Regions from separate parts of the Mus musculus genome. Here all the other regions are linked to region 4. The links are chromatin loops, found by intact Hi-C in ENCODE. Cell type or tissue: heart. All regions are shown on one strand. Region 1 holds the start of Rsu1 (Ras suppressor protein 1). Region 2 overlaps Trdmt1 (tRNA aspartic acid methyltransferase 1). Region 3 overlaps Cubn (cubilin (intrinsic factor-cobalamin receptor)). Region 4 holds the start of Vim (vimentin). Region 5 overlaps Cubn (cubilin (intrinsic factor-cobalamin receptor)). Region 6 overlaps Cubn (cubilin (intrinsic factor-cobalamin receptor)). Region 7 overlaps Cubn (cubilin (intrinsic factor-cobalamin receptor)).

What was found. Peaks named below come from ENCODE experiments on the same cell type or tissue, not always from the same donor. Only the 100,000 strongest peaks of a DNase experiment are listed, where the experiment ranks them.
Region 1: a loop joins it to region 4, with 7 times the contacts of the local background. A loop is called at or near these places in 8 of 42 quality-filtered maps.
Region 2: a loop joins it to region 4, with 2.0 times the contacts of the local background. A loop is called at or near these places in 3 of 42 quality-filtered maps.
Region 3: a loop joins it to region 4, with 3 times the contacts of the local background. A loop is called at or near these places in 18 of 42 quality-filtered maps.
Region 5: it touches region 4 in a loop (7-fold over the local background); 5 of 42 quality-filtered maps call a loop at or near these places.
Region 6: it touches region 4 in a loop (2.5-fold over the local background); 7 of 42 quality-filtered maps call a loop at or near these places.
Region 7: it touches region 4 in a loop (4-fold over the local background); 8 of 42 quality-filtered maps call a loop at or near these places.

What each region holds. Positions count from the first base shown.
Region 1 is chr2:13,269,011-13,273,010 of GRCm38, forward strand. Rsu1 (Ras suppressor protein 1) reads right to left here and starts at 2,405. Exons shown (of 9, transcript NM_009105.4): 1 at 2,190-2,405; 2 at 1,901-2,012. The coding sequence starts at 2,009. It overlaps Gm13270 (a long non-coding RNA gene), which reads left to right and starts at 2,567. Exons shown (of 3, transcript XR_865976.2): 1 at 2,567-2,702. In heart, a CTCF peak has its summit at 735 (motif pointing left); a DNase peak (open chromatin) is centred at 2,431; H3K4me3 peaks cover 1,892 bases; H3K27ac peaks cover 1,438 bases.
Region 2 is chr2:13,524,778-13,528,777 of GRCm38, forward strand. Trdmt1 (tRNA aspartic acid methyltransferase 1) reads right to left here. Exons shown (of 11, transcript NM_010067.4): 3 at 841-917. Among named protein-coding and RNA genes, the nearest start is that of Trdmt1, 18 kb to the right of the region's middle. In heart, a CTCF peak has its summit at 2,090 (motif pointing left); no DNase peak of the experiment used is centred here.
Region 3 is chr2:13,415,096-13,419,095 of GRCm38, forward strand. All of the region lies in intron 27 of Cubn (cubilin (intrinsic factor-cobalamin receptor)), which reads right to left. Among named protein-coding and RNA genes, the nearest start is that of Cubn, 75 kb to the right of the region's middle. In heart, no CTCF peak of the experiment used is centred here; no DNase peak of the experiment used is centred here.
Region 4 is chr2:13,573,467-13,577,466 of GRCm38, forward strand. It overlaps Vim (vimentin), which reads left to right and starts at 845. Exons shown (of 9, transcript NM_011701.4): 1 at 845-1,528; 2 at 2,075-2,135. The coding sequence starts at 966. In heart, a CTCF peak has its summit at 2,272 (motif pointing left); DNase peaks (open chromatin) are centred at 205, 265, 745, 2,025 and 1 weaker place; H3K4me3 peaks cover 4,000 bases; H3K27ac peaks cover 3,111 bases.
Region 5 is chr2:13,370,268-13,374,267 of GRCm38, forward strand. All of the region lies in intron 31 of Cubn (cubilin (intrinsic factor-cobalamin receptor)), which reads right to left. Among named protein-coding and RNA genes, the nearest start is that of Gm13270, 100 kb to the left of the region's middle. In heart, no CTCF peak of the experiment used is centred here; DNase peaks (open chromatin) are centred at 1,024, 2,084 and 3,224; H3K4me3 peaks cover 1,029 bases; H3K27ac peaks cover 3,393 bases.
Region 6 is chr2:13,382,800-13,386,799 of GRCm38, forward strand. Cubn (cubilin (intrinsic factor-cobalamin receptor)) reads right to left here. Exons shown (of 67, transcript NM_001081084.2): 30 at 1,071-1,245. Among named protein-coding and RNA genes, the nearest start is that of Cubn, 110 kb to the right of the region's middle. In heart, no CTCF peak of the experiment used is centred here; DNase peaks (open chromatin) are centred at 2,292 and 2,752; H3K4me3 peaks cover 567 bases; H3K27ac peaks cover 2,581 bases.
Region 7 is chr2:13,395,123-13,399,122 of GRCm38, forward strand. All of the region lies in intron 28 of Cubn (cubilin (intrinsic factor-cobalamin receptor)), which reads right to left. Among named protein-coding and RNA genes, the nearest start is that of Cubn, 95 kb to the right of the region's middle. In heart, a CTCF peak has its summit at 3,964; a DNase peak (open chromatin) is centred at 3,929; H3K27ac peaks cover 1,423 bases.

The DNA of each region.
Region 1 (4,000 bases), 300 kb before region 4:
ACATGGGTCTTCATCTTCCAGAATGATACAAATGGCTCAGACCACTGTGGGCTCAGGCTTCAGCCCATAGGGAGGCATGCAGCAGGCAGAGAACTAGGTGCTGTTCAGGGCGCAGATGCACCTGGTCCCCTGCTCTCTGTTTAGCCTCTTCTTCCTTTACAGCAGTGGAAACCGAAATAAAGCCAAAGCAATGGGAGTGTCTAGATCCTCGGCAGACACTTCAGTGTCAAAAATCACCACAAACCCATTCTTACTGCAAGAGACCAACACATGTCACCCAAACCAAGAAGTTATCAAGATGCTAAGGGTATGTCAAAGCAGGACTCTTCATGATAGCTAGATGTCTGCAGTCCACTTTGGCCTTAATGTGTCAACATCCATCCCAGCCTGTACTCCAAGAACAGACAAGAGTCTTCATGCCTAGGAAGCTATCCACTGACTTTAAGGTCTCTGTACAGCTCCCCTCTGGTTGATGTTCTAACATCCTACTCTGACTCCTATCAACATTTAGAGTGCCGACTGTGTTCCAGACACTATTCTCAAGAACACAAGCATGGCATTGCATATTCTCTTGGTATTCGAATGAGGAAGAGAGTCTACTGGATTAAAAATAAATTAATTGGACTGGAGAAATGGCTCAGCGGTTAGGATCACTGGCTGGTCTTCCAGAAGTCCTGAGTTCAATTCCCAGCAACCACATGGTGGCTCACAACCATCTGTAATGGAAGCCCTCTTGTGGTGTCTCTGAGGAGAGCAACCGTGTACTCACATATGAAATAAATAAATCTTTTTTAAAAAATTAATTAATTAAAGGCTATGCAATCTGTGCCTTGTAGAAAGGTGGGTTCACACAGGAAGATAGAAAGAGAACGTTTTTCATAGGCTATGATGTCTGAGCTGACTCTTGGCAGTTAAGTTAAGGGACGTCAGGTGGAAAGGCATATAGATAAGGAGACAACAGACTTGCAAGTCAGGAAGATCTGGCTGCTCAGGGTCACTCAGTGGAGCTTATTCAACATCGCTTGGAATGAATGCATGGAAGGGATCGGTTTATGATCAGAATCAGACCTTGTATGTCCCGCTGAGGAATGTGGGGGTACCACTCTCAACAGTTAAGCTCTCAGAGGATCCAAATGAAGTCACAGGAACCTACAGAAGCGTGGTGACTTACTTAAAAAGTGTTTTCAAAGACCAGAATTAGTTTGCAGAATTTAAAGATCATGAAAAAGTGGACACTAGAATTCTCAACACAAAATCTGGCGATAGTGATGCAGCATTTACACATGGGGATAACCGTCTCCATGTGGAGAAGAGGAGATGCCCATGAGAAGGGCACAGGCAATGGAGTTTATGACCATTCCCACTTGTACTGAGTTCCCTGTCTGGTTTTACAGATGAGAAAAAAACAATAAAGTAAGAGTCATATAAGTTCACAGCTGAAAGCAACACCCTGATTAAACGGGTGCTGAGCTTGGATCACAAGATTGAGCAATGCCTGAACACAAATGGGAGAATGACCCAGGAATACGTAATGAAGGAAAATGTTGAAAATACTACTGGCACAAGAATTCTTACTATGCATGTAATTTTTGAGTACCACCAGCTCATGATTCATAGAGTAAAACGTGACTTCCAAATTACAAACAAAAATGGCTACTTGGGACACTACATGGAAGATGGACTTCAAAGCTATGAAGCTCCCTCACCCGCTGAGAAGGAACTGCAGCACACCTCGTGTGACGTTCTCATCTGGTTCACCAGTCCCAGCAGAACTAACTGTGGTTTGCAAGCTCCTGACAAGTGACCAAGTGACGAGCAAAGGTGGAATGGCAGGCTTCCGAAACTCGCCTCCCAAGAGAGCAGTTACTTACAAACTTAGCAACTGTCCAAGAGAACTTACACAAGCCGTTGACATCCAACATACTGGAGATACCCCTGTCACTCATGTCCACTTCCGGCTGGTTCTTCTCCCTGCTCTCCTCCACCAGCTTCTTCAGTGACTTGGACATGTTCTGTAGCAAAGGACAACAAAGCACGTGGATGATGGCAAAAATGGGAGCCTGGGGGTTGTGGGGCAGGTTAAGGCAGGAAAGGAGCAGAGGCCCAGGCTGAATTCTCCAGGGCTGCCTAGGGGAGAATGGGTATCACCATGGAGTCCTTAATGGAGGACTTGGACCCCGCACACTCACCGCAGCGAGCAACACCTGGTGGGTGTGATTAGGGACCTGCAAGGGAAACTCGGGTGGAGAGCGATGAACTGGATCAGCCGAAAACAGGATCCCGCAGCAGGAACACACCCTGTCCCAGCGATCGCGCAGGCGCACACAAAATCCGGCCAACCCCACGCCCCTCCCGGCCTGACACTTCCCAAATTAGGAGAACTGTTTCCCAGCTGTGGCTCCAGGCGAGGCTCTGCCCACTGAAGAAAGTGGACCCCGAGGCGGACCAATCGTACACGTTTTAGTCTCAGAGACTCCGCCCTACGCTGAGGAACGCCCATCTTCTTGAGTTTGGAACTTGAATTGGACTCAGCAAGTGCATGTGATCTAGATTCTGCGCATGCTCAGTAAGCTAGCTGAAGGACAAAGTTCTGTGGGCGGAAGCAGGGGATTCTAAGCTGGTCGCTGGTACCGAGGTAGACTCTTAGAATGCAGCTTGTGTTGAGGGATTTGGAGTTCCGTCCTGAGAAATCCACAAGTCAGGTACTCTCTTTTGTCCTGCGTCTTTCGTTGCCGGTCCCCTCCCACGGAGAGTTGTTACCGTGAGTCCCTCGTGTGCCCCTGGCTGTCGCAGACCTGGTGGAGGTATGAGGTCTGGATTATGGTAAAGATTCTGAAGACAAAGATTCCGCCCGAAACTTATGTCCTCAGCTGGTAACTCACAGGTTTCTGTATCTAACTGTTTTGCTCCGTTCCTTTTGGTCTTGGGAACTGGAATCTATCTCCCTTAGGGTTAGATGCTAACAGTAAACCACGACTATGTCAGAAGTCTGAGTTGGTGTTTACACCCATGAACCGTGAAATCTTGGCTCTTAGAACTCTCCCACTTTCTTCAAATAGAATGGATGGATAGATAGATAGATAGATAGATAGATAGATAGATAGATAAACTTTCTGCTGACCCTCTGGGTTCTACCTCCTAATGACTAGATCTTGATGACCCAGTAAAAAACTTAATCTTAGTGACAATTTCACACTATTAAATAGGAAATCATTCCAGAATTATTCCTCTGGCATTAGGTACATGACAGATAAGCAGTCAGACAGACGTGCAGAAGTTTAGACACACATATATAAGCAATGAGCCAAGCAGGTACTAGAAAAAGATTCGGCACTTTGAATTTGAAAGCAGAAATTTCTCCTTAAACACACTTCAGATGAAACGATGATACTTGCAATGCAGGCAACTTGCATTGTCCAGGCCTCATCACTTTTTTTTTTTTTTTTTTTTTTGGTTTTTCGAGACAGGGTTTCTCTGTATAGTCCTGGCTGTCCTGGAACTCACTCTGTAGACCAGGCTGGCCTCGAACTCAGAAATCCGCCTGCTTCTGCCTCCCAAGTGCTGGGATTAAAGGCATGTGCCACCACGCCCGGCTTGCCTCATCACTTCTTAAGCTAGACATTTGCTGAGAGCACTGATCTAGCACAGTCTCATACAAGCTGTGGATGCAGTTTCAGTTTCTGTGAGCCCTCTAAGCCCAAAGCATCAATATTTATTAGTGCTTTTTGAAAGGTTACTGATAGTTTTTCTCTGGCTGTTTCTGATGGAGATAGTTTTACTATATAAGTTTAAAGCATCATTTAGGGCTGGTGTAACAAAACGCCATAATTCTGAAGGCTGGAAGCCCAAAGTCAAATGCAGGAAGATTTGATGTCTTCTACCCCTACCCTGCCCCCTTAGCCTGGAGACTGCCGCCTTTCTTTGCACCCTCACATTACTTTCCCTCACCCCAGTTCAGTTCATCCTCCACGCAGCTATGATGACCACAGCAGATCTCTTG
Region 2 (4,000 bases), 49 kb before region 4:
ACTATTAAATAGTGAAAATGATCTAGGTTTAATTTAAGACACAGTTCTTGTTAAAAATATTAAATTTGAAATGAGAAATTATAATGTGACTATGAAAAATCTGAATTATAATATTAATTTTGAGAAATACACAAATTGTAAATGTATGCTAAAATTTTTCACAAATTACTTACATATAAAATATTTCTTAAGGGAATTCTGTTTCACTGATCAGAATTAGCTATGAATTCAAGAGGTGAAAAATTTAAAGTGAGTAACATAATCTGAAAGAAAATAAATGTACCTTAGATATACCTATAACATAGCATTACGTATTTACTGTTGATCAAATTATTTTGCTATTCTGACTGTAACTGCGGATTCCTATGCTCGATGATGAATTATCAATATCTAAAATGAAGGGATATATTTACAGAGCATTTTAAAGCTTTGAAAGTGCAGAAGATGGCCTAGTCAACCATCAATGGGAGAAGAGGCCCTTGGTCTTGGGAAGATTCTATGCCCCAGTACAAGGGAATGCCAGGGCCAGGAAGCAGGAGTAGGTGGGTTGGGGAGCAGGGTGGGGGGAGGGGATAGGGAGCTTTGGGGATAGCATTTGAAATGTAAATGAAGAAAATATCTAATAAAAAAATTGTAAAAACAAAAAGTGCAGCTTAAGCTTTTAAAGTTCTTTGATTTTCCCTTCTCCTTTCTTTCCTCTTTTTATCTCCCTTTTGGTGAGGGTGAGATATGTGTCATAATTTAAACCCAGGGCCTCAACGCATGCTGGGCAAGAATTTACTTAGCTGTATTTTCAGCCCATATACTCTTCCCAAAGAGAAAAACACTTATTACACATACCTTGTGAATGGCTGGCATGGAGGGCTCATTAAAATCATATTGAAAGATAGCTTGTCAAAGTCTTCCAGTGAAATACCCTAAGAAAGAAACATTTGAAAGAAAAAACAGACAGAATGAAGAGAAGACTAGACAGAACTAAAGCCATCAGAGATCACAGTTTCCATACCACAGCACAGCTTTACAACGCAGCTTCAGTTACACTAGCCTCCGTCCAAAGCAACTTTGTGAAGAAGCTGTGCGGCTGTGCGGAGGCACAGTGACTTCGTCCACAGCACTAATTCCTCTGTGAAGACTCAGGTGTAATGCTGTCGTTTTTGGACTCGACCATGTAGAACTTATTTTGTAATCAACTATATTGGGAAAGGTCTGGGGATCTTTAAGTGCCCATCTATTAATATGCTTCTCTGTTCAGTGAGTGTGTAGTGATGAGTAGCTGCACTCTTGTCTAGTGCTCTCTGCTGATTTACTAGCAAATCAAAAGGCCTCATGTTCAGATACCAGCAAGTAGTTTATTGTTTTGTCCTTAGCACAAGGAACTTCAAATGATTATACACAGGAGTAATTAAAATAACACCTAACTTGTTCCTTTTACACATGCATATAAAACGCATATATGTGTACACAGATCAGAAGATAAACAATGAGAACACATGTCAGGGATTTGCCAATACTCCTTAAGCAGTCTTGGCCAGAAATGTAGAAAGAATAGACCAGCATAGCAACCTCTATAATTTTTATGACAAATCTCTAACAAGTTTGTGTAAATTGGTAAAGCAGGAAATTTCTGAAGAGTGAGTTGACCTGGGAATGAGTCAGCTGTCTCTGTTAAGTTAGTGACATACACAAGGGCAGAAAATAACATGGATCTTGAGGAAGTACTCATTTTTTCTAATTTTATTACAAGAGATTAAAATGTTCAGAAAAAGTCAGGCAGTGGTGGCACACGCCTTTAATCCCAGCACTCAGGAGGCAGAGGCAGGCAGATTTCTGAGTTCGAGAGCAGCCTGGTCTACAGAGTGAGTTTCAGCACAGCCAGGGCTACACAGAGAAACCCTGTCTTGAAAAACCAAAAAAAAAAAAAAAAAAAAAAAAAAAAAAAAAAAAAAGGGGGGTGGGGGCAGAGGGGGCTGTAGAGATGGCTCAACAGTTAACAGCACTGACTGCTCTTCCAGAGGTCCTGAATTCAATTCCCAGCAACCACATGGTGGCTCACAGTCATCTCTAATGGGATCCGATGCCCTCTTCTGGTGTGTGTCTGAAGACAGCTGCAATGTACTCATATAAATAATAAATAAATCTTTAAAAGGACAGATGGATCCTGCTGCAATGATAATGAAATGTGTTCAGAAAAAGACACCAAATTTTATGAATGCTTTCAGATGTAGTGTTCCTCTTTCCAAAACAGGTTCATTAAATAATAGCAATAAAATCTTTACTTGTAATACTAGTGCATTTCTGAAAGGAAGGCCACTTTAGTCACATTACAAGCATCCTTCAGATATGCTTCTGATCAATTTGCTCACGTTTTATTTATAGCTATGAAGCCTGTACTTACAAGACAATGGTTTTCCTATCTTGTAGCATAGAACTGACAAACAATGGAAACTTCCAGCTGGCTACTTCTATCCCATCCTTCCCTGTGAAAGTATTTTATACACTATATCTACAGCAATTTGATGTCCCCTGAGGACTATACCAGGTGGCATGCTAATCTCTTGTCTGAAGTCATTTATCAGTGTCAGCTGAGTCCCTTTCATCCTTTATCCACATTTTCCTTCATCATCTGTTCACTTTATAAGTACAATATGTTCCTTCATTCAGCAATTGTACCATTTACATGGCAGTCATTGTCGTATTCAACAATGAACAAGCTCAGTGAAGTGTCTGCTTGTGAAATCTATACACTAGTCACTAGTGATTTTCCTCTTGTTAGCTAGATAAATGAACTGAGTACTCTGATTTTATCTATAGCTTTTTGACTAAGGAGTTCCACCTATATGTGATGTTTCAGCTCAACCGCAGATGATAACAGACTTCTCTGGCAGGCTTTCTGGGAAAAGCTGCCTTTTTCAAGGCCACCCTGGTACACAGCCAGAATTGTATCAACGTGTCTGAAGGGAGCTGCAGTCAAGGTCTTGCTGCCTTGGACAATCATGCTCTTAGCACAGCTATCTTCCCGGTCTCAGAGTGTCCATTCATTCTAAATGAACCCATTTCTCCATCCAGAAATTTTGCCTATCAGAAGTCACCTGCTACTGCCTGCTAGAGCCGAGGGAAGAGACTGAAGGACAATCCTCCCCACAATATCTCAGTATATAGCACACTTCCAGTCCTGGGCCTCCCACTCACCCTGGCCTCACGCCACTGCTCCCTAAGCAGGGAAACAGCCTCCACCTGACTCAAGGTAAATCCGTTCAGGGTCTCCTTAGAACCTGGCTGATACTTTCTGACCTAACCTGTATACGTTAACTGAAAAGGTCAGACTCATAGAGGCAGAATGAACTGGTTGAAAACAGTAGTTGAAGAGTACCCAGCTTCAGGTAAGGCCCAGGAGTGAGTCCAGGCAATCTATTACACAGCATGGTGATGGACACTGTACCTGAAACTGCCCAGCAGGCTCACACAAAGTAGGAATGTAGGGGAGGAATATGCCAGTCTGCTCAGTTTAACCATTTTGCTGCATCATATGTGAATATATAAAAATCACATGCCATAAATAGATATAAAAGATACTCTTCCATGGTCCTTACAAACACACACATTAACAAACTGACCCTTGTTTAAGTGAGCTGGAGGTGCCTTCCCCGGCCATTTCCCTGTGTCCAATAATTTCATGGTTACCATTAGCTATTACAACTAGCAAGGAACATAATTAAAGTTTGAGTCCTCAGCCATCTCCTGGTGCACATCTGGGATCTCAACCGTCCCAAACACACAGAGTTCCTCACCGTTTCTCTTCAAGAGTAGAGCAGAAGAATACCGAATTGTTGGAACTAAAACAGTCAGTGGATACTATATCGAGAATTAGTTGATTTGGGTTGTATCTGGTTAGATGTGCTTTAAAATATTTACATTAAATTAAAATTTTAATAAAAATTTTAATAAAATACTCAGGGATGCCACTTGCTATTTTACAGAAATTTTGGAACCTAAACATACC
Region 3 (4,000 bases), 160 kb before region 4:
GAACAGCAGTTAGCATTGTTTGCTGTGTGCTAGGCCCTGTTCTCATTCTTTGTGTGTATTAGCTCATTTACTTTGATTGTTCCATTTTACTGAGGGAAATGACACCCAGAGACTGAACAACCCATCCATGGTTATTCAAGCTTAGATTTAAACCCAGGCTTACTGGCTCTAGAATCTTCTTTCTAAACCGTCATGCTCTACTGAGCAGCATAGAAAGGACTGAGCAGGTCTGCAATAGAGCCCGATGCTTAAGGGTCACTTCTAGCCAGGGAATATTTGAGGAACATGAAGCTTTATTCTTACCACCCCACAGCTGTCAGCAGGCTCAACTGATTTGATTAAACCCTCCTTGAACAGATTTGATTCTAATAATGGGCTCCTCAACTGCACAAGTAAGAAATTTCATTTCCAATGATATTTTTCAAGGAGAACTAAAGAAGACTACTATTAGACTGACAACAGAATTTCTGGATCTTGAGAGATTGTTCGGGAACCCTGCATGGAAGCAGTTGTATGGACATGTGACCAGCAGTTATGTGCAAATACAAACATGTTTTTTCATTTCCCTTTTTGGAGAGGTTAGGAAAAAACAAACTTTAACTGGATAGAAACTTCTGTCTTTAAACAGATTCCAAGAGAGAAAGAGAAGACAAAATCCTAAGCAGAGCTGCATCTGTGGACTAAGGGGACGTGGAAGTCAAAGGCCACCCACAGAGAGCTCTGGGGCTGCTGAGGATTCTAGCTCTCTGCTGGGGGAGGAGACAGATGCCACTGGGCTGAGCTGCTGGTTAGCTGGAGGAACACAGATGGCATGTTCAAGAGAGGGATACTGCACTAAGGGTGAAAAACATCTTCCTCAAATGTCCAAGAATGAATGCTAAGTTCTCTCTGCAAGGATGGAAGAAGAGTCAAGAAAGCAATTCTAGAATGTTCTTAAAAGTCCTCAGTTTGAACATTATTTCTCCACAGCAATATGGGGCTTTGCCCCATCTCCTCCGCTTTCCACCTCAAGCCCAATAATGGATCTCCATATTATTTGAGTAGCCACAATCATTTTTAAAATATACAGATCTGAAAACAGCATGGTGGTACTTGCCTGCAGTCATTACACTCACCAGGCTAACACAAAAGAATTAGGAGTTCACGGCCAACCCTGGCTCAACAACTGCCCCCCCCTCAAAAAAAAAAAAAAAAAAACTCAACCAAAACAAACCAAAATAAAACAAAACAAAAAGCACACACATGTTCAATAAGGGAAATATTACACTATGAAAATATCTATTTGATCATGCTATTTCTTTTATCTGGCCCTTGAGAGACTTACAGTTCTGAAAAGGAACACTGAAATTCATGACTTTCTTATTGATACCCTAGAGGCCCCTTGTAATCCATCTTCAGGTGTGCAGAGTCAGCTTTCTCTTGTCAATCCTCAACCTCTCTGATGTCTGGGGATCCTTCTTCCTTGGGTTTGTGTTCTCTGGTCATCAGAAAAGCTTGATTGCTTCCCTGTCTGATGCCTTCAGAGCACCCATCAATAGCCCTCTCAAACAGATAACGCAGCCTACGATAGACTCTTTATTGTGTGATACGTTAGCATCTGTTTCATCTAGTATGACATGAAAAACTAATGATATACAGTTAATTTCTACAGTTTAGGAGTCTAAAACATCTTCTACTGTCTGGATGGTGAATTGTAGGCTAGTGATAGCTTTAAAAAGCAAATAACTAGCCCCTTAAGCTGTGTTTATCTCAGCATTTCTCTCATTCAGTACAACTCAAAGCTCTTGTTTCTGTGGCATATAGCAATGTGGTTACCCTGAACAGACTTCCCTGTTGTCTGTGTTCATGAATCACTGTATGGAAAGCTAAGAATACGTGTTATGACTCTGATGTGACTGAGCAATGAATTTGCATGAAGCATCAGCAAGTGGTATGAGTTTGACACAAAACCCAAATAGCACTGTGGGTGATTAAAATACCATGTGATCCACAGTTGTGGGATGGGAAATATCTTAGGACACAGACAGGGAGTATGGTGCCAAAATGGAGAATTCAGGGACATTGGTGATGGGCTTGTTAATCCCTTTCTTATTTGAAATGCATTATTTTGTAATTGAAAATCGCTGTAGCATAGTGGTTGTTTTGCAATTAAAAAGAGGACGTGAGAGTGAAATATATAATGACATAAACATCTGGTGAGTAGGATGACATCAGTAAGGATTTGGCAAGAGATGAAATAGATTGTATACACTGGAAGGAAATGTATTTGACAGAAAGCACTGACATAATCAGGAAGAATTTGAAACTTCCTTAAATTGAAAGGGGAAAAGGACAGGAAGGGAGGAAAGGATAGGATGGAAGAGAGTGCTGGCTAGTTTAATGTAGACTTGACTCAAACTAGAGTCATCTGCAAGGAGAAAACCTCAATTGAGAAAATGTCTCCATAAGATCCGGCTATAAGGCATTTTCGTTTATCTATCTATCTATCTATCTATCTATCTATCTATCTATCTATCTATCTATCTATCTATTTTTATTAGGTATTTTCTTCATTTAGTGAAGGGAGAGGGTCCAGCTCATTGTGGGTGGACCCATTCCTGTAGTGGGTTTGGCCTAATGCTGCTTGTATTTTAATGCTAATTTGGGCCCTCCTAAACTGTTGGCAGGAGAATATCTCCTCCTTGTAGCTATGGGAAAGTAAGTGTACTACCTGGTTTTGTGTGTCAACTTGACACAAGTTGGAGTTATCACAGAAGAAATGCTTCCATGAGATCCAGCTATAAGGCATTTTCTCAAGGAGGGAGGGTCCACTGTGGATGGTGCCATCCCTGGGTTAGTAGTCTTGGATTATATAAAAAAGCAAGCTGAGCAAGCCAGGGGGAGCAAGCCAGTAAGGAGCACTCCTCCATGGCTTTTGCATCTACTCTGTCTCCAACTTCCAACCCTGTGTGAGGTCCTGTCCTAACTTCCTTTGGTGATGAAAAGCAATGTGGAAGTGTAAGCTGAATAAACCCTTTCCTCCTCAACTTGCTTCTTGGTCATAATGTTTTGTGCAGGAATAGAAACCCTGACTAAGATAATAAGATTCATTTTAAAGAGAAATATTTATTGTACACAAAGGCACACACTAAGATACCTACCAGAACACTTGTAACTTACCAATAGAGTTTTGAAATGAAGATATTACCATTAGTAATGACTAAAGTCAGCTCTATCTAATGAGATCCCTAGTGGATTTTGGACTGCAGCTAGATTTAATAGCCAGTTTTAAATGTTATAGTTCTAAATCATTAGAGACAATTTTTGAAAGTTCAATCATCTATCTATATCTGTTTGTGTGTGTGTGTGTGTGTGTGTGTATGTCACTTGTGTGGGTACTCTGTGCATACATGAAATGTTAAAAAGAGAATATCTGGTGTCCTTTATCATTCTCTGCTTTTTTTTTTTTTTTTTTTTTTTTTTTTTTTTTTTTTGCTAGAGTCTCTCCTTGAACCTGAGGTTCACATTTTTCTTAGCTAACCTGGAAGTAAGAAAACCCCATAATCTGCCCCAGCAAGTTTTTCATCTTCCATAGCTTTCTTCCATATAGTTCTTCCATAGATTTACAGGTATCCTATCGGATCTGAACAACTCTAGCCTTCATGCTAGTGCCACAAGTGTTCTTAACCACCAAGCCAACTCTAAGTCCTAGACTGCAGTCTTTACAAAGGAAAAATGCTGACACCACACGGAGACATTCAAATAATCTGCAGAAATGGCACTTGGAAGGCCAATCAACCATGTGAGCCCCTGTTAGATGTCATGTTTGCACAAAACCATAGATTTTGTTGAATTATTGCCATGGTTATTTCTCAGAAATGAGAAGTGCTATTGTGGATTCATTGTAATGCTGTAAAAGGAGCAGTTGTTGTGGAGGTGACCAAATGATTGGGTCAAGTGGTACACTGACTATAAGGACTGAGACAACTGAGCATGCCAGTCATCAACCTATGATTTGGGT
Region 4 (4,000 bases):
CCCAACAATCACAAGAACGGTTATTCTCAAAGTTGGTTTAAAACTTCGGACAATGAATGAGCTTAGCGCTCTTGGAGTCTGGAGTCAATCTCAACTAACGGTTTTCCTGAACCGCTAGACGATCTCACCCTCAGGGCTCCATGAGTCATATCCACTGACTCAGCGACCCCACCCCGTCCCCTGGGCTTTACTCCAGAGGCAGTGGCTCCTAATCCTCTCTAGTTGAACTGAGTCCGTTAGATCAGGGGATATGACCACGTCAAACAAGCCCTCTGCAAAGGTCTTGAGCCAGATATCTTGGGCTGTGTGCTTCTCCACCCCCAATCTCGGGCCCTCTTTGTTTCTCTCTCCCCGGCTTCCGATCTGCAGGACTGCTTTTGCAGGCTCTTCCTGCTCCTCCGCTCTCGGATCTCCCCACCCACCCAGTCCCAGAAGACCGCAGATCTGCGACTGCGACCACGCCCCTCCTACCAGCGCGCCTAGTCCCACGCCCCTTTGGCCCAGTGCCAGGGATCGCTTTACTCAACTTTCCAGAGCCCCCCTTCCTTCCCCCATGAATCCTTCCCGCGATCCCTTCTTTCTCAGCACCCAAGGGTGAGTAGAGAGTTCGGGTGATCACCAGGAAAGCCCCTGAAAGGCCTAGCACTTCCAATTAGTAACAGGACTGTGCTTGATACCCTACAGCCCTGGAGGAAGGCTCGAGGGGAGCTCCCTCCCCCACCCCCCTTCCTCACTTCTTTCCGGGTCCCCATTGGCTGGCTCGCTCGGCGGCTAGGATGGCAGTGGGAGGGGACCCTCTTTCCTAACAGTGTTATAAAAGCAGCGCCCTTGGCGTTGTCCAGTCCTCTGCCACTCTTGCTCCGGGACCCCAGAGACCCCAGCGCTCCTACGATTCACAGCCACCGCGCCCTCATTCCCTTGTTGCAGTTTTTCCAGCCGCAGCAAGCCAGCCCACCTTCGAAGCCATGTCTACCAGGTCTGTGTCCTCGTCCTCCTACCGCAGGATGTTCGGTGGCTCCGGCACATCGAGCCGGCCCAGCTCCAACCGGAGCTATGTGACCACGTCCACACGCACCTACAGTCTGGGCAGCGCACTGCGCCCCAGCACTAGCCGCAGCCTCTATTCCTCATCCCCCGGTGGCGCCTATGTGACCCGGTCCTCGGCAGTGCGCCTGCGGAGCAGCGTGCCGGGCGTGCGGCTGCTTCAAGACTCGGTGGACTTCTCGCTGGCCGACGCCATCAACACTGAGTTCAAGAACACCCGCACCAACGAGAAGGTAGAACTGCAGGAGCTGAATGACCGCTTTGCCAACTACATCGACAAGGTGCGCTTCCTCGAGCAGCAGAACAAAATCCTGCTGGCTGAGCTCGAGCAGCTCAAGGGCCAGGGCAAGTCGCGCCTGGGCGACCTGTACGAGGAGGAGATGCGGGAGCTGCGCCGGCAGGTGGATCAGCTCACCAACGACAAGGCCCGTGTCGAGGTGGAGCGGGACAACCTGGCCGAGGACATCATGCGGCTGCGAGAGAAGTAAGGCCTGACCTACGCGAGTGGTGGGGTGTGGGAGGGAGGGGAGTCCTGGGCCTTGCACTGGGGCTGCCACGCCCTTGGGGATGTGGCTGGGGTGGCGGTTGTCTGGAGGATAGCAGAGGAAGCGGGCCCCACCCTGAACCTAAACTTTGCAGTGAACATTTCTCTTTTCGCCTCACTCAAGCACTTCCATTGAACTTTTTAGAAAGTTTCTTAGGTCCTTCTTCTGGGCTTACAGTTACCAGACAGGAGGAAAGAATGGGTGTGAAGGGTTCCAGACAAAGAGATGGCAAAGGCATCTGGGATATTGGGACAGGGGATTGGCTGTAATTGTAAGGGAAGGGCAGTGATTGTCTTTTCCAGTGTGCCCCAACTCCAGCTAACACCTGCAGAGAGCTGCCACCTCGACAAGTTGCAGTAACTACTGTGGGTGGAGGTGTCACAGCAGCTCTGGACTCAAGGCTTGGCGGCATTTGTGGTTGGGTGTGGCCGCCCCGCCCCTGGCGGTTTTCCAGTTCCCCTTTGATTAATGTGCTGCTGCTTCAGATTGCAGGAGGAGATGCTCCAGAGAGAGGAAGCCGAAAGCACCCTGCAGTCATTCAGACAGGTTTGTAGACTTCTTTTTCACATGCAGCCAGCAGCCCAATGGAGCCAACCCGCGAGCGGTTCTAAAAGTTACTTCCCTTAGGTTTTAAAAGGTGCAGAACTTCACGTCTGCTTGTAAAGCCCCCTGGCGGCGGAAAGCGCACAGATTGAAAAACTCCACTATTTAGGGCAGTCTTTGGAACATGAAGGCTTTATTTTCTGCTTCGTTTCCAGATTTTTCTGATCCCCCACACCCCCGAAACATTTCTCCTTTCGTTTTTTGAAACATATCGACATTCGGATATTGAATGGTTACAATTTGATTACATTGTGGATTGTGAAGGTGAAATTGGCTAACTTTCACAAGGTCATAAAAACCACAGTTGCTTCCTCCAGTTGGAAATGTAGAATACTCTGGAGGATGAGAAAGTTTAACTGGAATTAAGCCAAGTTCCCTTTCTTCCTTCGAAGTTCGGCACTGCGTGAAAGTTAGCAGAAGAGTCATTGCACAACCATTTTTGAAATCTAACAAGGGTGAAAAGAAGCCATCTGTTCCCGTAGCTCAAGGGTGTTAAAGGTTTCTATGGGCTTCACTATGGAATGTAGATAGGGACGTTCTGGCAAATGCGGTGGCTCTGGACAGAAAGAATAGGGGCCTTTGTGTTCCCAGAGCAGCTTTGCAACAGGCTACATTCTTATTGAATATGTAATGATGTAACCACAGTTCCAATTGGACACAAGTATTTGCTAACATCCATTATCTTGTGTCTGGGCCAGGCTTGTGAGGTATGCCGTGTACAAAGTTCTTAAAGCTAAAGTCCTCCCTCACATTTGGAAAGGCCCCCTTTTAGGGGGGTTTGTAGACTCATTAGCACCCTCCACAAACAAAATTAAACCCTAAACTGAAGAATGGAGTATTTTATGGAGGGAGGATTTGTTTGTTTGTGTTTGTTCCAGGGTTAGGCATTACCTTAGCATCCCGAAGTGGACAGATGGCCAGTTCAGTCTTGTTTGGAACACTTGTTAGGATCAACAGCCAAACTCTCCAGATGAATGTTCTAAGGTAGCATTCTGAAGGCATTTGCATCCTTAATGGCAGTAGACGAATATGCAGCCCCTTTCAGTCACTGGGCATTTTCAGTCATCACCAAAGGAATGTTTTCTACAAAGCACTGAGTTAATACACACCATCTCTTATTTGTGGACTAAAAATTGTTTCATTCATTCATTTAAATGAAATGACACATTTAGCTGAACTTTTTCGAGAAGGTTAGTCCAATATCATTTATATATTTTTTGATGGCTTAGCAGAAGTCAGAAATGAATGATACTACTATTTAAGTTCTTATATTCTTTTTTAAATTAGTATTTTCTTTGGGACTGATAGAGTAACTCAACATTATAGTTATAAACTATACTGCAAATACAGTTGCTTACAAGGGAAGTTTCCAAACATTTCCTTGAAAGGAAACAACATTTCACATGCAAGATTGAACAGTCTGTCTTAAAATAGATCACTTTATAAAAACTCTGCAGAGAAGTTTAAGTATAGTTTCATTGTAAGTGTTTTGATCTGTCATCCTAAAACAGACAAAGTCATTGAAATAACACTGTGACAGCTGGGACAGGCAGAAATACCCTATAGGCTGAGCCAGGGTGTTTTACACATTAAAAAAATTAGAGAAGGCAAAACAATATAGTTCAGGATTATATTTCTTTTCCTTCTTGCCCGAGGAGCATATCTCTGCAAATGCAAGACCTGGATTTTGAACAATGAATTACTACTTGATACGAGGCTAGCCTGGGAACCTGGATGCCAGATAACTGAGTGCTTATTCTAAATTCCAAAGATAAGCATCTGAAGGTTTGAATACAGGAAACAAAAAA
Region 5 (4,000 bases), 200 kb before region 4:
AAATGCGCTTGCGCTCTTGGACCCGGGTATACTAGTGTCTGCATGCTGCCTTTCCTGGGCCTAACTGCAGATCTCTGGCACAGCACAGCTCCTCACTTCCATCCTGATCTTTACGAGATTTGAACTCCATCTGGCAATTCATGTCTCTGCTTAAGTGAATTAAATCTTAGCACAGTAAAAGAAACATGGGAAGGGCAAGATCTATGGCAGTAAAAGAACTATTCATATCTGTCAGGTCCAAAGTAAACTCTAATCCCCCAAACTCCAAAAGGTACTCAAAATATCAGAAATGGGCCCAACCTGGATTAAAGGTGGGTTTCTGGACGTTAGATAAAGCCCAGCATTCCTCAGGAACTTGTGAAGTCAGTTTCAGTCTACCAAAGGAGTCTTTTCCTTTACCTCCAGCAAGACAAAAGGTTCTCCAACTAACATACACCTCTGGCACCTCTCAGCATATCAATGTCCATGCTGGCCCCAGGCTCCCTCAGTCCCCATTCACAAGTATTTGTTATACATTTCAATGCTCACCCGCTGGTCTCCACCCACCTCCACCCCCACTTCTTATAACCTAGGTCTAGCCTCACTAGACTTTCTCTATTCTCTCTCCTCTGCTACTTTCCCCTCTCTGGAAGATAGCACTGGCCATGACCAGTCTTCTGGCTGTGTTCAGTCTACTTCTTTTTCTACCTGCTCTAGGCTCTTCCAGATGCCACTGTATATTTTTTCTCTCTGATGCACAATCGAATCTTCCCATAGCGTGGAGCAGTCGTGTCATTGGTTTATACCATATCAAGATACAAAATCAACCTTGAGAACAGAGAACTCATGAACCACCTCCATGTTATATATGGTAGCGTAGCTGCTAAGGGAATTCTCAGCTTCAAATCTGGCCCCAAAAGAGAGGAAGTACTAAATGACAAAGAAGGGAGGCTCTCGGGATATGGTCCATGCTGTTAGAGTCATAGATGTAATCAGGGAAGGATACAGAAACCTGACTCCTTGCAATGGCTTTTTTTGAGGGGAGAGAGGAAGGAAGCTGGGCTTCCGCATTAATGATATTTCCCAGTACGCTGGTCTGAAATGGAAAACCAAGTTAAATTGACAAACTTCCATCTCAGTTCAGGACTCCTACTTTTAAGCTGTTATTGTACACTATGCCATTCGGCCTTCACATTTTTCAAAAGACTAGGAGATGTGACCAGGCCTAGGAGCAGGGCCGTAAAGATCCCTCAAGAAGGAAACGTTTAAAAAGACGGAGCCAACATGAACATCAAACATGATAAATACCCTGGCCCATGAGCTGTGGCTTCAGCTCAGTTCCTTGCTTTGCTTTGGCATAGCTACCGGAGATTCATTTGACATAGGCATGGGAATGGCTAAGCAGATTATCACAAGTGAATCACAAAACAAACATTTCAAAGCCCTTGCTCAAGCAACCTAAAACGTCTGATGGGGATCAAGAAAGAAGGGAAGAAGGGAGAGAAAAGGAGAATGGGGAGGACCTAAAAAGGAGGGGAGAAGGAAGGAGGGTGACTGTCCTGAACTCATTGTAAAACAGTAAATATTTAAAGAAGGCTGTTTCCCTTTCTCTGAAACTCTAGTTATCGATTACTCCTGACTCCCTTCAGTCCCCTCTGGGAAGTGACTGTGTTTTAAATGCAAGCATATCATGGGCTGCATCGAAGGGGGGTTGGGGGGAGACAAATTATGGACCCTGCCTTAGGCGCCTGTCCTGTTGAGCTCTGGGTGTTGTGGGCAGATAATGTGAGAACAACAGGCTCTGGTGCCTCAGAGTGAGGCTTGTGGGTCTGGATTGTTTCAGTTCAGATCAGACACTTGGCTTCCTTTCTTTTTCCCTTAGACAGTCACCAAAAGCTTCAGGAAAAACAAACAACCAAAACCGAACCAGTTAGGGGCTGCTTGCCTCCTCCTCCTCCTCCTCCTCCTCCTCCTCCTCCTCCTCCTCCTCCTCCTCCTCCTCCTCCTCCTCCTCCTGCTCCAGCTGTTTGCCTGAGTGCATTTCTCCTTGCAAATAATAGGCAGGATGGCCTGTGCTCTGCTTGCTTTTTTATCTGCACTGATTCACACAAGGCAGACATTCCATTGCACTGAGCACAGAGGCTGCTGGAAACAGAGGTCAGCCTCTCAGCAGCCCTTCCTTCTCCCCCCTCCCCCACCGCAGTCTGTCCCTCCCCCTCCTTCTCACACAGAGTGCAGCCGTTTTCTCCCAGATCAATAAGAACTTACAGACCCATAGTACCTAAGGCTCAGAAGAGAAATTCTAACGAAGCAATTAAACTGGCGGTTGGAGGTCACTTTAACACTTACCCTTCAGGAAAGAAAACATAATGGAGTCACTTTTCCCTGATGACTACACAGAGCCACCCCCCAGCCAGCAAATGCTGTCTAGCATTAAACACTCATGACTTATCATCCCCAAAGTCAGAGGAGAGCTAACACCAGGCTGGAAAGCAGGCAAGCAGGAATCACGGACATTTTACCAAATTATATGAAGCCCAGTACAAGTCAGCTGTGTGTGGGAGCCTCAACATTTTAATAGAAGTGTTGAAAGAAATCAGTTTCCCTCCCTTTTCATTATAGCAGAATGAAATTCTAGACAACACATCTGTACCATGTTTTCTAAGTCCTCATGCAACTCAAAATAATGAGGTCCTATGTCAATGACAGTGTCCTCTGCAAATCTTAAAATGCACGGATCCCAGCAGGAGTACAGATGGCAAGGACTCATTCACTCATATAATTACGGTGTGTCTATTAGGAGGAATCCATGCATCAGATTTCTGCCTATGGGTACAGACTGCTGTGGGTTATATGAAAGAAGATGGATGGTATTTATTACCTTATTGCCTTAGTTAATTGTTCATCACAGTGATAGAACACCTGATAGGAACAACCAAAGGGGGAGGGGAGGTTGTATTTGGCCGATGGCTCTATTTTTAATTTTTAATTTGTTTCCTCTGAATGCTGAAGTTTGCCTTTCAGTCCTGATGCTCCAGCTTGGGGCTATCTGTGGGCTTGTCCTCCCTTCTAGATGAGCTGTGATCTGAACACACAGAGAGAAAGATGCGACTGCCACTCAAACCCCACTGTGCTTGCATTCCAGAGACTGAATGTGAGAGGTCCTGAGAGTCAGACTTTGACAGAATATTGCCCTTACCATCCATTGTAACCTCCTGTGGAAAGCCTTCTGGAGTACCACTTGGCAGGAGTCTGACATTGGCCAAAGACAAGGAAATGGGCTTTAGACAGGAATCTGACATTGGCCATGACAAGGAAGTAAGCTCAGGCAGGAATCTGACATTAGGGCATAATAAGGAAGTAAGTTTTGGCAAGAATCTAACTTCAGGCTGTAATAGAGAAGTAGGGAAAGGCAGGAATTTTAGTCTTAGGGTAGAACAGAACTAGGCTTCAGACAAGATTTTGGGCTTGGACAAGAAAGTGGGCTCAGGTATTTTGGTCATTATGACAAGCCCTTTTAAACTGTCATGGGAGTAATCACTTGCTGCTTTGTTAGTTACTTATTGTACTGTTTGCCCAAAATACTTGCATGTAATTAAAATGGTATAAAAAGTGGGTTGGACGTCAATAAGACAAAAAGGCCACCAACAGATTGGGAAAGGATCTTTACCTATCCCAAATCGGATAGGGGACTAATATCCAACATATATAAAGAACTCAAGAAGGTGGACTCCAGAAAATCAAATAACCCCATTTAAAAATGGGGCTCAGAGCTGAACAAAGAATTCTCACCTGAGGAATACCGAATGGCTGAGAAGCACCTGAAAAAATGTTCAACATCCTTAATCATCAGGGAAATGCAAATCAAAACAACCCTGAGATTCCACTTCACTCCAGTCAGAATGGCTAAGATCAAAAACTCAGGTGACAGTAGATGCTGGCGAGGATGTGGAGAAAGAGGAACACTCCTCCATTGTTGGTGGGATTGCAGGCTTGTACAACCACTCTGGAAATCAGTCTG
Region 6 (4,000 bases), 190 kb before region 4:
GAAACAGCTATGGGACCTTGGACAAGTCAACGAGTCCTCTAAGTTTCCTGTCTGTGCTTATAAGATGAGGATATACAAGAGAATTCCCTCACAGTGTAAGTTGTAACTATTAAATAAAATAATTCTTATTAGTTAGAAAAATACCAGGGATATAGTAACCATTTCATAAACACCACTAACCTCACCAGGCCTGAGTGTCTATTAAAACACTTTGTTAAAAAGTATTTAACATTTAAAGTAAGTAACTTATTTTGACAGCCTGAGATCTTAGGCAGAAAATCAGTATTGCAACACTTAATTTTGGATTTGACAAATTTAATGCTTATTTCTTTTTACATTTCCTAAGAGTCCAAAACCTAGTCTATGGCATGATGTATGCAATTGGACACTTACGCTTGCTGAAGTTTTTGGTACACTGCTTTGGCTCCTGGTGGATCACACATGTGCACCCACCCGGGAGCTATTTTTGGATCCTCAAATGAAAGACACACACATTATCTTATTTTTAAATGCCTTGGCTACCTCAAAGACTGGGTACTTCTAAACCTTCCCCTGAAGTGGCCATTTACCCAAAATCTCACGTGGCTGGTTGGCTTTATCTCCTGAAGCTCTGTATCCCACCCTTCTTCCCGGAGTTATGGGGAATCTCTCATTCTTCTCTGCATCCTACCTATACAACTGTAAGTGTCCTGCCCCATGCCCAGCCATTGGCTGTTGGCATCTTTATTGATCAATCGAAAACCAATTGGGGACAAGGACCTTCAGAGTCTGGAAACTCGGATTCATGGTTGAATCAAAGCATTAGTACACTCTCCAACCATTTTCTGATGTCACCTGGAGAACAGGACCTAGTCATGCGTTCAGCTAACAAGTCTCTCCAACCACCTCAATTCTGCTCGTACATGGACTGATTGGCTTATTCATATCCTTAGAACGTTAAACCCTGTCATGATATTGAGAAGTCACAAAGTCATTAAGGGATAACTCTCATGTCTTCTTCTAATAATTTTGTAAAATTCATCTAGGCTTCAGCTCAAAAGCTTACAGCATGATTCCGTAGGTTCACCTACCTCCAGGGACTGCTCGCCATGAGGCATTGAAACCTCTTCCATTTAAAGAGCTGTCTGTCTTAAATCGGATTGCTAGTTCATTATCAGTGCTGGAAATCTGCATGGGATTCGCCGATGGTGATCGAGAACACAACTGGGCTATTCTTGGAGAGTGAAAATCAAGACCTGTGTAGATCTAACAAGGATGCAAAAAAAAAAAAAAAAAAAAAGGACATTAGTTAAAAGATAAATCTAGACATATCAGCCCTGTTTTGAGCTCATTTTTGCAACCAATTCTTGGACTCTATTATGATTAGTAATTGTACTTAGCCTCCCTTGGTGGGATCAACTATAAACCTGAAATGAGTATTTATAGGCACTCCCTCTGCCTTAGGAACACACACTTTCAATCACTTACAAAATACCTATTTGCTTCATCTGATAGAAAACACCCAGACTACTCTAGGATCTTTTCTATCTTTTGCTTTCTTCTTTCTCATCAGTCTGGGGATTCTTGCTTTCTCTGGAGAGACATTGCATATAATATAGTATAAAGATTGATTTTTCTAAGTCTTGGAAGTCTCAGGTGAAAGCTGGTTTTGCTTTTGAATGTTGAGTTCACTAAAGGCTGTTGATTATCTAGTTATACTTTTAGGAAATCTCATCTATCCTGAAAATTGGATATTTTACAAGATTAGGAGTAAAACATAACAGGTATGTTTCTTCAGAGGAAATCAAAATACAACCTGCAAAAGTATATTCTGGAAATCACAGAAGTGACATGCATTCCCCATGTCTGCACTGAAGAGCATGGCCAGGATCTCCTATCTCCCATGTGGAAACCCTCCAAGTCTGTCTCACATGGCTGCAACCCTCATGGATACCTCGAAATTTGCCCAACTGTATAACTGACTGGGATCCCTCAACTCAGTGGTACATTCTATAGAAAGGGGTTTTCTTTCCTAAGCCCTATTCCAGCAGAGCTCACATGCTGAACACTTATCTTAAGTGTGCATGGACTAGGGGTGAAGGGAAGATAAGACTTAAAGAAACAAACACTGACACTCGTACTCCCATATCCAAGGTTTCATCAAAGTTGCTTTGTAGAAGGCAGAGCAGTTTGGATGAGAGTTTTCATGCATGTTTGTGTCTGAGTCCTTCACAGCACCCAGGGCCAAAGCCAGGCAGGAAGGCAGCTCTGGGTAATGTCTCAATGGGCAGCACCCCTTCACCTCTCACTGGGCCTCCCTCCTCCTGCTCCTCCCTTCCTTCCTCACTCTCAAGCCCTCAGCTGACTGATAGGGAATTCACTGGAGAGTTCCCTGGGGGAGACAGTGAGAACAAGAAACCTACTTTGGAGGAGAAGTACATGACTTGAATCTATAATGATTTCTTTGTCTGATTAATCCACCCTCCCTCCCCCACCCCCCACCCCCGCCCCAGCCCCCAGTAAAGCAAGAATTAAAGTAAGAAGAAACTGCTGTTTCCCAGAGGGCTGAACACAAGGCCAGTAACTGCAAAGGAATGAAGCCAGCAACTGCTCTGGGCTTATTTTCATTAGGAGATGATGTTTAGTGTTTGGGAGGCCCTGAAAAGGCCATAAAAAGCAGAGCTTCAGGAAGAGCCTCCTTTGGCCCCTTCGACATACGCCCTTTCCCCATGTCTATCTTTCCTTCTGGCCCAGGCTACAGTCTCCAGCAAATGCAGCCAGCAGCCTGTGCTCCTAATCAAGGGAGTGCAACCACCAGCACATATTTCCAGAGAGCACGGAGCTGGCACTAGATGCTGACAAAGAAACCTACAAGTTGGCAAAATAATGTTTGTTTTCCTTGTTCATCTATTCCCCAGCGGTCATATTCATACCAGCTAGGAGTTGGCTAGGACTAGGAGCCTCCAAAAGAATAAACACTGCCACTTTGGACATTCTTTGCTTCCCCTGGTACTGGGCTGAACTCACAAATGACCATTGCTGAGAGGCCCTGTCTATGCTAACTGCCCACACCAAGCAATTGTCTTGTTTGATTGTGCCAGGGAGGGGATTTCCTCTCCTGGATGTTGATCCAGGCTCTGCACAGAGCTTTCTTGGAGACTGAAAACAAAACCATCCTGGGATTTCCATAACCAAAACAACAAAATGGCATTTTTTGGTGCCCATAAATAAAACTGATCATTAGCGTATGGTCACAAGTGGGAAAGGATGGAAAGAATTTCAGGGTGTGATTCATTCCACTCCAGTGTGACTAAACCCTGAAAATGGCATGCTGATCAGAGATTAAAGTGTGTTTTTAGCAAATGCCCAGGGTGGGGAGTATTTCAAAGCCTGCAGTGTTAATCTGTTCTGAGCATTGCTTTCTGCTCTGTTGGCTCCATTTATTTTGAAGACCAAGTCAGCATAACAGGATTATGGCAGTTGCTTTATGCAACTGGCCACTTTCTGGACAGTAATTCTTTAGGGAAAGAAATGGCTCCTGGTAAAACTTAGGGGACCCCAGAAAGTCCAATGTCTAGTGATGGTAATTTTCATTTGGCTGTGCTTGACAGGATTAAAAAAATAAGTGTGGAGTTGAGAAAGTTAGCCGTTTTTCTGGATCATACACTCATCTGGGTAACAGATTTAGAAATCGACTGTCAATATATTGTCAGTGACTAAGAAAAAAAAAAGCAAAGGAATGAAAAACAAAACAACCACAAAAAATACAGCCTCCTTATGCTCATTTTAACACTAGGTCACTACAGAACTTTCCATCTATGGCAGAGATATGAAAAAGGAGTTACTCTTTATAGCCTTTGGGGTCTTGACATATTCCTTCAAACTATGTTCTTAATAGAACTTAGGAGCCCACAGAACTCCCAGCTTGTCCTAATACATGTAAACTTGAGCAGGTTGCCAACTCTTGTCACAGACATCTTTGCGCTGGCATAGGACCACCTACCCCTAACAGTGCTACTTG
Region 7 (4,000 bases), 180 kb before region 4:
TGGGAAAGATTCTATAGATTTCTTTTAAATGTTTATTGGAGTTCATTTATAAAATTAGCTACTGCAAGCTTAGGACTTCTTCAGACCACAGTGAGATGCCACCTTTTCACAGTGAAACTTGTGAGAGAAACTGCTGATTTCAGACAGCAGGCCACGACTTAAAGCCCAGACTTTGGGGTCTGACACCAAAGGTTCCTCTGGGCCAATCCCATGGTCTCTGAACTTCTGAGTCTGAGTTAGTCACTTAGTGTCTTGAAGGTGCCCTTCTCAGCCATTTTTATCTACAAAGAGACAATGTTGCTTCTTTCACAGAAGTATTAGAGTGACATAGGAGATAATATTTTAAAGTACCCAGTACAGTGAAATTATTATTTTTTAAATAACAACATCAAGAGTGATAATAAGTAATGTCAGTAAGGTCGGTACATTAAATATTAATCATAATCATATTTTAATTCAATTTTCACAGGCCAATGTAATTTGTTTTGTCAGAATTAATGACCTGAGGCCGATTTCCTGGCAGAGAGGTGACTTACCAGCTAAAGGTTTGCTGACAGCTAACAAGATGGAAGCAGAGAGATGCCTGCTACAAGTTGACCTCTGACCTCCACATGCATATATGGTATGCACACCTACACACTATACATATAAATAAATGAATACTATGAGTAAATAAAATGTTTAAAAAATTCCTAAAGACAGAGTTAAAATTATTCTTAGGTGATAAAAACTTACATTGTTTAGTCTATATAATGAAAAGAAAAAGCATAAAATGATTTTGTATCACTCATTATATATATGCAGAATATAATTCTACTAACTTCATTAGTATCATTCTGCCTACTTGGTGAGAGGAAGGTGACATGTTTGCTGAGCTCACAGCAGCAATCAAATAAAACTAATCTGGAGATAGGTAAGAGTTAAGAGACAGAAAAGATTAATGTTCATACTGAACATGATGACTGTCCTGTGTGAGTCTGGCCATTTGTGTTTGTTACAATTGTCAGAAAGAAATAGCCGATCACTTCCCTTTTCACATTGTGTGAAAAAGCAAGGAATCTCCTGGAAAGAATGTGCAATTTCTATCAGGGAAGTGGTTGCTAGGAAACCAGAACACAAACAGAAGATTTGAGAAAACTCTCCCTTTGGCCCCAAATCAAGGACTATTTTAAATTGTGCAATATATGATTTTGGAAGGTCATTATTCTTTGAGGGTTATCCCCCCCCTGCCCCATTTTATAACGGTTTGAAAGAGCAACAGTGGAAATAGCACTGAAATTGCCCTCAGAGGGTTTCAAACAGTGGCAATGTGGGAATTGGGACATAAGGTCCCAAAGGCTCTGGCCACATACGTAGAGCCAATGCTAAGTGAAGGTCAACTTTATGGGTGTGTGTGTATGTGTATTTACTGTTGTTGTCAAGGAGGCAAAAAACAAATGTAAATAAAATAGAGGTCTCCCTTTTCCGTGTCTTGTGAAAGATCTGCACATGCTCTCCGTTGCATTTGCTCACAGAACTTGCCATGAAAACTCTTGAGCCTGAGGCAAAATGAGCTACAAAACTGTTTTTGAGAAAATTATTCCAACAGCAGGATTATTGGCAAACAGATTTCTTTGTTTTTGAGACAAGGTCACTCTATATTGCTCAGGCTAATCTCAAACCCATGATCAAGTGAGTCTCTTGCTTGGCCCCCTTAACATCTGGAAATAGAGGCAGGCACTGTTATCTGCCTGGGTAAACAGATTTTTTTTTAAATTAGCATCATTCATTCAGAACAAAGCTACAACTGAGAATTTGCCAAAAATCAAGTCAGTTACAGGATCATAATCAAAACTTTGAACTTATCTCCATACTAAAGCAGTATTCATTTCTAATCTTCATCCCTAAAAATGTTTTCAAGTAGCACAAACACAGAAGTCCAAAATATCAAAGTGGGCAAAATAGAAACACGCATTTATGTGTACAGTATGCAAAAGTCTGAGGGGAGACTTAGTGAGCTGTTAAACAGCTACTTTTGTGCTTGAACACAACTAGTGGTTTCTGCTTCAAATTTCCTTAAATCTCTGTCCAAACCAAACAGAATTTATGTCATACTATAATCATAAAACAGTGGCAGGACTCCATCTTTTCTTTCATCTTTTCCAATGACTTGCTTACAGGTTTGGTGCATGCGCGAGTTGCACCTTGTTCATGACTGAGGGCCCTTTAGAGGCAGAGGAGCTCCTGTGTGCGCTCCTCTCTGCAATGTCACAGCTTAACAGGAAGTGCCACCCTAAGAGTAAGTCCATCACCATCTGAGAGGTAGGGCTCTCCCGGAGCAGGTGATACATAGGCCAGTTTTATTGATTGGATCTTTCCTGACCACAGTTCATGAAATTGCTTTCGTTGTAAACACCATGAAGAAATATGGCTCGAGACAGACCCAAAAGAGTGATCATGAAATAATTATAAAGCTCTCAAAATAATATTCAAATATGAAAACCTAAATAATATGATTTCCACACTGTAACTTTGGAGAAAGTACCAGGAAAAGAAAATGTAGCATTTCTGTGTTAGAATTTGTTATAGTGCTGTCTGTATCACCAACAAGTCACTCTAGCTCTGTCCCTGTTTCATTGTGTGCATTTCTGTGTATTCGTGCCTATGTGTATGTATATGCATGTGTGGTTTTATTTTTAAATTTATGTGTATGTGTTTTGCCTGTAGGAATGTCTGTGTATCATGTGTAGGCCTGGCACCTACAGAGGCCAGAGAGCACTGGATCAACTGGACGTGTAGTTATAGATTGTTGTACCATGCCAATGGGTGCTGGGAACTGAACCTAGGTCCTCTGCAAGAGCAGCCAGTGCTCTTAATTGCTGAACTATTTCTTCGATGGTGCCTTCAGATCATTGTTTCTGTGTGCCTGTAAAAGATAGCCCCAGTACCTATGCTATTACTACAAAATGTCCCTCTGTGCAAGGCACTGCATTACCTTATATATCTAGAGTCCTATAGCTCAAAATAAAAATCCATCTCTGGGGACTGGGGATGTAATGTAGCAGAGTCATGGAGGGCTTGCTCTGCACCCAAATCCCTTGAGATCCATCCCTAGAAACAGAGAAAAAAAATCTATCTATGGTTTTTCCCTGGTGACAGGAAAAACTATTAGCCTTTTTTGCATTTGTCTTTTATCAGTTGGACAGCCAGCCGTGACTTAATTTCTATCACATGCTTTGCTTAGTGTTTTTAAACCTTTTGTTTACTATCAGCTGGCTTCCTACAGAGCCTTTCAAGATATCTTCTAATTTTTTATTCATAGCATTTGATACTGAGATATTTCCTGGGCACTGCATGTGCCTGTACTATGCCACGATGCTTGTTATCTATATAATTTAAATAAGAAGTTTTCTTTTTAAGACAGGGATCATAGATGCTGTGAGCTGTCCCTCTGCATCTACCCTGCCAATTCCCTAAGAAACGGACAGTATTAAAAACTTGAGTGCTTACAGAAACCCAAGCTTACAACTCAAAGTCACAAAAACAAATAAAAGTGTCAAATTAGAAGAACCTCCCCAGAAAGACCAATAGTAGCCACACACTATTGACTGCCCCCAAGATCTGGAATGAGGCTTGACACTGTATAAGCTCCTGGCCAGCATTCCGAAAGTGAACATTTGAGAAGCCCTTGGTGCGGGGGCTGAAAGTCCAGTTAGCTAGAAAGGCATTATCTTTTGAACCCAGTCACTCATAGAAGGTCTTAAAAATGTTTTAAAATGTTCTTACAAACAAACTTTTAAAACCCTAGAGTCTAGAGTCGCAGAAATCTCATTAACAACTAAAAAGAAAAGAGAATGGGGTGGCCCCCATCTGGGAGGATGATGTCATCTATCTCCCCAAAGAAAAGGCCACACTTTCCTTTGTGGAAGTCCATGGTGACATCACCTCCTGATCACATGCCATTTAGCTCTTCCCCTGCTGGGTCCCTAGCTGAAGTGCCCGCTGCCTTTGCAAATGTCAC